Regions from separate parts of the Homo sapiens genome. Here region 2 is linked to region 1. Evidence: read pairs that join two places in POLR2A ChIA-PET (ENCODE). Cell type or tissue: CD4-positive, alpha-beta T cell. All regions are shown on one strand.

The links. ChIA-PET counts read pairs that join two places held together with the same protein. Peaks named below come from ENCODE experiments on the same cell type or tissue, not always from the same donor. Only the 100,000 strongest peaks of a DNase experiment are listed, where the experiment ranks them.
Region 2: POLR2A ChIA-PET joins it to region 1 with 5 read pairs; 2 of 35 experiments call an interaction of 5 or more read pairs at or near these places.

Annotation. Positions count from the first base shown.
Region 1 is chr12:122,102,239-122,107,238 of GRCh38, forward strand. All of the region lies in intron 1 of MLXIP (MLX interacting protein), which reads left to right. Among named protein-coding and RNA genes, the nearest start is that of MLXIP, 26 kb to the left of the region's middle. In CD4-positive, alpha-beta T cell, no CTCF peak of the experiment used is centred here; a DNase peak (open chromatin) is centred at 2,813; H3K27ac peaks cover 520 bases.
Region 2 is chr12:122,344,093-122,349,092 of GRCh38, forward strand. It overlaps CLIP1 (CAP-Gly domain containing linker protein 1), which reads right to left. Exons shown (of 26, transcript NM_001247997.2): 10 at 3,283-3,387. Among named protein-coding and RNA genes, the nearest start is that of CLIP1-AS1, 49 kb to the right of the region's middle. In CD4-positive, alpha-beta T cell, no CTCF peak of the experiment used is centred here; no DNase peak of the experiment used is centred here.

The sequences.
Region 1 (5,000 bases):
TAAAAAAAACACAAATAACCCAATTTAAAAATGGACAGAGGACTTGAATAGACATTTTTCCAAAGAAGATACACAAATGGCCAATAAACATGTGAAAAGATGTTTAATACCATTAATCGTTAGGGAAATGCGCTCAAAACCACAGTAAGAGGCTACTTCACAGCATTAGCCTGTGGAAAGTGTGGGAGAGCATCGAGATCCATTCCCTCTGTGTGCTGGTGGGAATGTACAATGGTGCAGCTGCTGTGGAAAACAGTCTGGCAACTCCCCAACACATTAAACATGGAGTTACCATGTGACCTAGCAATTCCCTTCCTAAGAATCTCCCCAAGAGAAATGAAAATATAGTTCCTACAAAAACTTGTACACAGATGTTCACAGAAGTATTAATCATAACAGCCAAAAGTTGGAAATAGTCTAAATGTCCACCAGCTGATGAATGGATTAAACAATGTGATATATCTGTGGATAGGAATATTATTCAGTGGCAAACAGGAATGGAATGCTGACACATGCTACAACATGGATGAGCCTTGAAAACATGACACAGAGTGAAACAAGTCAATCCCAAATGGTTACATACTATATGATTCCACTTATGTGAAATATGAAACGTCCAGAATATGCATTCATGTAGAGACAGAAAGTGGATCAATAGTTGTTTAGGGTCGAAGTGGAATAACTAAAGAGTGTGGGCATTTCTTTTAAATGCTCTAAAGTTGTGATGGCAGTTGCATAGCTCTCTGAATATATGAAACACGATTGAATTGTACACTATTTTTTGAGACAGGGTCTCGCTCTGTCACCCAGGCTGAAGTGCAGCGGCATGATCACGGCTCTCTGCAGCCTCGACCTCCCAGGCTCAAGGCATTTTCCCGCCTTGGCTTCCCAAGTAGCTGGGACTACAGGTGTACGCCACCATGCCTGGCTAATTTTATATGTATGTATGTATGTATGTATGTATTTATTTATTTATTTATTTATTTATTTATTTATTTATTTTTGAGGCAGAGTTTCACTCTTCTACCCAGGCTGGAGTGTGGTGGTGCAGTTTTGGCTCACTGCAACCTCCACCTTCTGGTTTCAAGCGATTCTCTTGCTTCAATCTCCTAAGTAGCTGGGATTAGAGGCGCCCGCCACCATGCCCGGCTAATTTTTGTATTTTTAGTAGACACGGGATTTACCATGTTGGCCAGGCTGATCTTGAATTCCTGACCTTGTAATCCACCTGCCTTGGCCTCCCAAAGTGCTGAGATTACAGGCATGAACCATTGCACCTGGCCTTTTTTTTTTTTTTTTTGAGACAGAGTCTCGCTGTGTCACCCAGGCTGGAGTTCAGTGGCACGATCTCGGCTCACTGCAACCTCTGCCTCTCTGGTTGAAGCAGTTCTCTGCCTCAGCCTCCCAAGTAGCTGGGATTACAGGTGCCCACCACCACACCTGGCTAATTTTTGTATTTTTTTTTTTTTTTTAGTAGAGACAGGGTTTCACCATCTTGGTCAGGCTCGTCTTGAACTCCTGACTTTATGATCCTCCCGCCTTGGCCTCCCAAAGTGCTGGGATTACAGGTGTGAGCCACTGTGCCCGGCCTAATTTTGTTTGTTTTTTTTTTTTTTTGTAGAGACAGGGTTTTGCTGTGTTGTCCAGGCTGGTCTCTAACTTCTGGGCTCATGTGATCCTTCCGCCTTGGTCTCCCAAAGTGCGGAGATTACAAGTGTAAGCTACCGTGCCTGGCCAAATTGTACACTTCAAATGAGTGAACTGTGTGGTATGTGAACTATATTCCAATAAAGCTGTTACAGAAAGCATGTGGTACCAATTAATAGTCCCACTAGTGTTATTTAAGAGGGTCCAACTCCTTACATTATCCCCAACCCTTGGGTATCATTACTATAATTTAAAAACTTCAATCAGCTCTATTAAGGTATAATATGTAAACAATAAAATTCACCCTTACAAGTGTACTGATTTATAGTTTTGGCAAATGTATGCACACATGTGACCACTGCAATCAATATACAGAACATTTCCATGACCCCAGAAGGTTCCCTCGCGCCCTTCCCAGGCATCCTCTCCTTCCCTATCTGCGCACTATCACTGTGAATCAGATTAGTCTTTCCGTGTGTTTTGTATAAATAGAATCAGACAGTTTGTATCCTTGTGTCTCGCTTCCTTTGTTCGGCATGTTTTTAAGACTTATCCATGTTGCTGTCTGCACCTGTAGTTAATATTCTGTCGTATAGATATAGCAGTGCGTTTTCTCCATTCATGTGTTGGTAGATGTATTTGATTTATCTTCAGTTTTCTTGTTTTTGGCTTTACCATAATTACCTTTTCTTTTTTTTTTTTTTTTTTTTTTGAGACGGAGTCTCACTGTCTCGCCCAGGCTGGAGTGCAATGGTGCGATCTTGGCTCACTGCAACGTCTGCCTCCCGGGTTCAAGCAATTCTCCTGCCTCAGCCTCTCGAGTAGCTGGGACTATAGGTGCCCGCCACCACGCCCAGCTAATTTTTTTGTATTTTTAGTGGAGATGGGGTTTCACCACTTTAGCCAGGATGGTCTTGATCTCCTGACCTTGTGATCTGCCCACCTCGGCGTCTCAAAGTGCTAGGATTACAGGCATGAGCCACCACACCCGGCCAGCCTTTTTTCTTGTAGAAGAATCCTTCTGCCTTCCCCCCGTGGCTCTGACCTTTTGAAGGGACTGGCCCAGTTGTCTTGAAGTCCGTCCCACAGTCTGCATTTGTCGTTTCCTGGTGAACATGTTTCCTTGCTCCCCGTGTTTCCTCTAAACCACTAAATCACGTGAGTCCTGAAAGGCTTTGTTAGATTTAGGTGAAACATTTTTGGTGGGTGCCTCATGGGCGATCACATCAAAGGTCCATACTGTCAGGTGGGCCCACTGTTGGTGGTGCTAAATTGGGCCATTTGGTTCAGACCTTGACAGCCACATCCTTTTTATCTCTGCAGTTAGTCACTGGGGAAGCTTCACTGATTGTGGAGCTCCTTACACCTTAAGGACTAAGCTTTTTTCCTAATGCCTCTCTCAGTTTGACACTTACCTTCTAACTTTGCTTATTGATTTTTTTTTTATTTAGAAGAGATTTTTCACGGGTTTTTTTTTTGGAGACGGAGTTTCGCTCTTGTTGCCCAGGCTGGAGTGCAGTGTTGAGATCTCAGCTCACCACAACTTCTGCCTCCCAGGATCAAGAGATTCTCCTGCCTCAGCCTCCTGAGTAGCTGGGATTACAGCCGTGCCCGGCTAATTTTGTATTTTTAGTGGAGATGGGGTTTCTCTGTGTTGGTCAGGCTGGTCTAGAACTCCCGACCTCAGGTGATCTGCCTGACTCGGCCTCCCAAAGTGCTGGGATTACAGGAGTGAGCCACCGCGCTCGGCTGATTTTTCACTTTTATGTGGTCAAAACACCCATGGTACAAAAGAGGTATCTCTCAAAAACTTCCCTTTTAGAGGCGGAGCTTGCAGTGAGCCGAGATTGTGCCACTGCAGTCCGGCCTGGGCTAAAGAGCGGGACTCCGTCTCAAAAAAAAAAAAAACTTCCCTTTTATAAGCCCTTTCCCCCCCTTCTTTTCCTCCTCTCTCTCTTGTTCCCTTCTTTCTCTGTCTGCTTTACTTTAGAACCTGATGTGACAAATTAGCTTTGATTCCTATTCTGTCATCGTTTTGGACTATAGGTTCAGACTATAGGTTCACACTTAAGTGTGAGATGTTGGCCAACTGGCATTTCCATCGCTTCACTTGCTCTTCTTTTTCAAGGATTTGCCTGTTGCCCAGGCCAGCCCCTGGCTGGGAAAAGTAGCAGCAAGGTTGGGACTTTGATCCTAGGCTCTGCACTGTGGGTGGTGTTATCTCAACTTATCCTCTGTCTTCAAAGCTGCAGACCCATTTATGGTGGTGATGGAGAAGGGAGGGAAGAGCATGGGCCAGAAGCCAAAGCTGCTCGTTTCTGGAGAAGGCCTCCTGATTCCCTCTGCCTGAAACCCTTTTCTCTCCCTTCTTTCCCTGGTTAACTCCTGCCCGTCCTTGGAGACTCCGCTCAGGCATCCTAATTAAGGAAAACACCACTGGGTGCCCCTCCATTGCACTTCCATACACTCCACACATGCCTTTGCTCACTCAAAGGAAGACCTTTCTGTCTTCTGCATTAGCTCGTGAGGTCCTGAGGGCAGAGCCAGGGATGGCATTGTCACTGTGTTGTCACTGTCTGTGCAGAGCCTGACACATCGGGCTTTTGGTAAGTGTTGCTGGGATGTTCCACTCCCTGGCCTGCAGAGGGTTTCTGTATGGTGTGGATGCATTTGATTCCTGGTGGTGAAAGCAAGATGGAATCGCAGGTTCTTTTTTTTTTTTTTTTTTTTTTTTGAGATGGAGTCTCACTCTGTCATCCAGGCTGGAGTGCAGTGGCGCGATCTCGGCTCACTGCAACCTCCGCCTCCCGGGTTCAAGTGATCCTCCTGCCGTAGCCTCCTGAGTAGCTGGGACTACAGGCCTGCACCTCCAAGCCTGGCTAATTTTTGTATTTTTAGTAGAGATGGGGTTTTACTATGTTGGCCAGGCTGGTCTCAAACTCCTGACCTCAGGTGATACACCCACCTTGGCCTCCCGAAGTGCTGTGATTACAGGTGTGAGCCACAGCACCCGGCCTTCACTGCTCTTGATTCCCATAGATTCATGGAGCTGAAAGAGAGGTAGCAGCATCAGCTGCACCAGCTGCACTAGCTTCCGGGTGCAGGACTCCAACTGGGCCCACGCCTCTCCTCTGAGAGCACTGGCAGGGGTTCAACGTCACCAGCCCTCCTCCTTGTGTTCTCCTCTGTCTGTCGCCCTCTCCCAGGTTGTCCACTCTGTAGCTTGACTAAGAGGCACTTGATAAGGGTCACTGCTGTGAAGTGTGCCTGAGAGCTGATGGTGCAGGCAGTCATCAGGCCCTTGGTGGCATTTCCTCGTGGCGGGAGCTGGGGGTTCAGGTGACAGGACAGCT
Region 2 (5,000 bases), 240 kb after region 1:
TCTCCCACACTGCCTTTCTTTGAGACAGAAAATAACAGATATGTTTTCTTTCATTTCCTCTGTCCACCCTACAGGCTGTGACACCAATAAAGATTAAAATGCCCATAAGAGAAGAGGAAAAGAAAGCACTGAGTCTCCAAAACTGCATAATCAAAGTAAATAAAATTAAATATTTCAGAGCTGACTATAATTGCTGTGCTTCGTGGTTATAGACTCATCAGGTTAAAGATGTTAATTCATTTACACATGATTTTCTGGGGAAGGAAGAGTCCAAGAGTTTGTTACGTCAAAATAACATACAAAACATTAATAAACCCATCAGGATCTGGCAGAATTTGCTAAATAAAAGAAAAAAAAACACAAAACACTAATAAACCCCATTGCTGCAAGGTCTGTAGCATAAATACATTAAACCCAATAGGGCAATGGTTCTTAGTTACAACAAAACAGTCAAGTAGAGAAAAATGCCAAGTAAAAAATAAGTAAAAATAATAAATACCAATGTGATTTTACTTTCCGTGGCATTTCCCTATAAAGTACAGCAATTTATTTTTCATTTCCCAAAATCTGCCCTAATTCAAAACTATGTGGTATGTCTGCTTCTCCCACTAGTTTGAGACCATGAATTAAGTCAGAAATTATTTCTTATTCTTCCTAACATCTCTACAGCACCAAGCACACTGTTTGGAAACTGGATTTATTGGCTAGAAAGTATTCTAAAGCACTTCCTAAAAAGTAACATAGGTGATATGAAACTTACATGGGTAGCTGGTTATCTTAACACTTGGGAACCCAAGAGTGAGGATCAACAGAAGACATACTTCGTTATGGAAAGATATAAGCTTTACACTGAAATACTTGGATAAACCATGGTGTAACTGAATGCCTTATCTAGAGCAGGAAAAAAAACATCAAAATTGTTTGCTGACAAAACTAAGATACGGGAGAGGAGTTTACATGTTTTAAAAAAATATATTACTTCAAAAGCCATCACACTAAAGGAACTCAATCTCATTAGTCCATTGTATTTCCCGGATCAATTATTTGGCTCTCAGTTAATGAGGAAACAGCACCAAATTGCCACTTTTTTTTTTTTTTTTGAAACAGGGTCTTGCTCTATTGCCCAGGCTGGAGTGCAGAGACATGAACATGGCTCACTGCAAGCCTCGACCTCCTGGGCTCAAGAGATCCTTCCACCTCAGCCTGCCATGTAGCCACCACACCCAGCTAATTTTTTTTTTTATTTTTTGTAGAAGCAGGGTATCACCACCTTGCCCAGGCTGGTCTTGAATTCTTGGACTCAGGTGATCCTCCTGCCTTGGCCTCCCAAAGTGCTGGGATTACAGGCATGAAACACCATGCCTGGCCCACTCTTTTTTTGTTTTCTTACCAAATACACAGGAGAAATCTTTAGTTCAGAGGCCGATAGTTCCTTCTTCTTAAAAAATAAAAACACATGATTTAGAAAAGAAAAATTGTCTAGATTTTTAGATCAGTCAATTAATTCTCAACAAGAGAAATTTCTACAAACACTAGAAATTTTTTTAAAAATCAGGATAGCAAATTTGATTAGAGACAGAGTAATTTTTGGAATTCTAAAGTTAAGAATCTGGGCAATTTAGTCACTGACAGACAAATTCATGATTTAAAAGGGTATGTGACTACATATCTTACATGTAAGTGACTATTTCTTTTTCTTTTTTTTTTTTTGAGACAGAGTTTCGCTCTTGTTGCCCAGGCTGGAGTGCAATGGCGTGATCTCGGCTCACCGCAACCTCTGCCTCCCAGGTTCAAGTGATTCTCCTGCCTCAGCCTCCCTAGTAGCTGGGATTACAGGCATGTGTCACCACGCCCGGATAATTTTAGTATTTTTAGTAGAGATGGGGTTTCTCCATGTTGGCCAGGCTGGTCTCAAACTCCCAACCTCAGGTGATCCACCCACCTCAGCCTCCCAAAGTGCTGGGATTACAGGCATGAGCCACCGCGCCTGGCCATTTCTTAATCTTTACGCACAAAACAACTTCCATAATAGACGGACTCCATCCTGTGGTGCTTAAGAGCACAGACTCTGGGGCCAAATGTCCTAGATGCAAATCCTGCCTCCATTATTACTATTTGCTGTTTTATCTTAGGCAAGTTATTTAACTTCTCTGCGCCTCAGTGTTCTTGTCTGTAAAATGGGGACACTAATATTCCCTACCTCCTAGGGTTGTGTTGAGACTGAATACCTGCAAAGCACTTAGAATAGTGTCTGGCATGAAGTATGCACTATATAGGTGCTTTAATATATAAATAAACTAAAACCTGAGTAATGTCCTGGCTCCAAGGGCTAAGCACAATGAGCTCAGGGCAGGAAGAAGCCATTCTGTTCCCAACATGCATTTCCCTCCTCACCACTGAGGGTTTTTTTGTTTTGTTTTGTTTTTTCCAGACAGAGTCTCACTCTGTCACCCAGGCTGGGGTGCAGTGGCACGATCTCAGCTCATTGCAAACTCCATTTCCTGGATTCAAGCAATCCTCCTGCCTCAGCCTCCCATGTACCTGAGATTACAGGCATGCGCCACCAGGCCCAGCCAATTTTTGTATTTTCAGTAAAGACAGGGTTTCACCATGTTGGCCAGGCTGGTCTCAAACTCCTGACCTCAAGTAATCTGCCTGCCTCAGCCTCCCAAAGTGCTGGGATAAGAAGCAAGAGCCACTGCGCCCAGTGTCCACTGAGGTTTCAATCCCCCGAGCGACAGGAAGGAGGGAGATGCAGAGATCAGCCTTCCAAGATAAAAAGGTAACTGGGGTGAAAGTTTTTAACTCTCATGAAACACAGCCCATGTTTCCATTTCCTTCTCCAAGAGGCCAGGGAAGAAGGCAGGAAGAGAGCTAAAGTAAAACAACAATAACAAAAAATTATTTAGAAAGCCTAGTAACTAGATATTTGAGAACAAGAGGACAATTGACTGCTTGTGGCCAACTGGAGAAATATATTTCATGGTATTAATATAAATAACTTCAAATACAGTTATATCCATTCATTTATTCAGTTGTAAAGTTTCTGATCCTGATTTGGTTGGGTTACCAAAGGAATGAGTCTTTACTTTTGACAAAAGACGAGATATAAAACACCTGTTCCTACTCATCAGTCTCAGCTCACAAACACCTGAATGGTACCAAGACCAAACTCAGGTTGAACCACTGGGTCAAGGCTCAGGCCAACTATAAAGCATGTCACCTGAGGTGTCCACCCTTCACATGCATGGGTCTGCTTCATTAAATAGTGAAAACCATTACCCTAGTGTCTTCTAACTCCCTCTGGAGTTTGTCAGCTTTGGTCTTTTCAAAGAGCAGGCTCTGTTCAAGCTCCTTAATGCGGGCATGCTCCAGTTTGGTCTGCGTCTGTTAGTAAAAAGGAAGAGGAAGAGAACACAACAGTGCCACCATGACATGCCAGCACGAGAGGAGAGACAGCGGCATGCAGGCTGAGCCACCAGTACCTTCTGCCAAAGGGTGAACCAAAGGGGAATGGAGAAGGGAAGAGGTGGAGGTGAGATGAGGTGGGCAGTGAGGATGAATACCAGGGACAAAGGATGGTGGTGGGCAGGGGGCATGGGCTAGTCTGTTCAGAAAGAAAAAATGGAAAACACATGAGGCCAGATGAAGTGTCAGAGGCATGCAGCCAAATATAAGTAATATTGATAAGTGAAGTTTATCAGCACCAATTAGAATAGTTAATATCCCTCCCTCTAAACTATCATTATCCCTCCGCCCCACAAAGGCTACTTGACATTAATGTGTATGTAACTGACTCGATAACTTCACAAGGTATATTGACCCTCAGAATGATGGTCACTATCACCTAAATATGGCAAAGGTATTATAAATCTTAAACTGTTCAATAAGTCCTTAGAGCAGATTCTTGCACCTTAGCATATAACTTGACGTAAATAAGGGTCAAATAAAAACCTCAGTAGAAGGAATCTATTCCTTCTCTAGCTCCAACTAGAGCTAAGAAATCATGCTAGCAGCCTCTGCAGAAATGGGTGAGAAGGGTCTGAGTTAAGAGTCTTAGCAACATTCCTACATGTGATGGGGAAGAGGCCATGGAAGCTCTAGTTTCCTTCCAGCAGTGGATGTCCCAAAGGCTATTGGGCTCCAGGGAGGGAAAAAAGGACTCAGAATTACAAAGAGAAAATTTAGTAATAATTATCCTCTATAGTCTCCATCTCTGAAGGAGTCCAATTGAGAGGCTCAAGAGAGGAGGAAAGTTTACCTCAAACTGGTAAGGGGTTTATTATTTTTACCTTAAGATGAAGTTGTTTTTATTAGCTCAGACATAAAAACGCAACTCAACACAAAGGCATGAGTTTGAGCTCTCTCAAAAAGAGCTGGTGGGTTCCTAAGGTGATTCAAAACCTGTGATCTCAGATACTCTGCTCTCCCCACCATTACGCACTTGGATGTAGCCTGATAGGGAACCCAGAGGATAATCTCTAACAGGTTTAAGTGCAGCAGAATCTTAATTTGAAATAATCTAGGTCCAAATGTACCTCTTCCCACCCCCACCTCTCTTACACAAGAGGTTATCAGTTATCAGAATCAGTGACTGACAAGGCCCACACCCGCAGGGCTGCTCTCAGCAACTGTCAGTTACGTGCAGTAATTTAAATACTTTGTGGTACTAATTGACCTATCAGTCTGGACAATTATGGGCAATGAAAAAATGACAACAGACTCTAAACAAAGTGACACAAAGTGCAGAGCTTCAGTAGAGGGGGGAATGTAAAAGTGAAGATTGCAAACGTCTTCACTCATTCCAGTGGGACTCGGGGACCTCAATACATTCAAGAGGTCACTTTGCTTGTAAACCAGGTATCGACAAACCATGATGAGATATTTAAAAGGTGAACAAAAAAATTTTTTTTAATTCATCACCTGCTTCAGCTCTGTATACTCCACAAAAATAATGAAATACAATTCAAGCCCTAACTGTCTGGATAATCCCCTTGGTC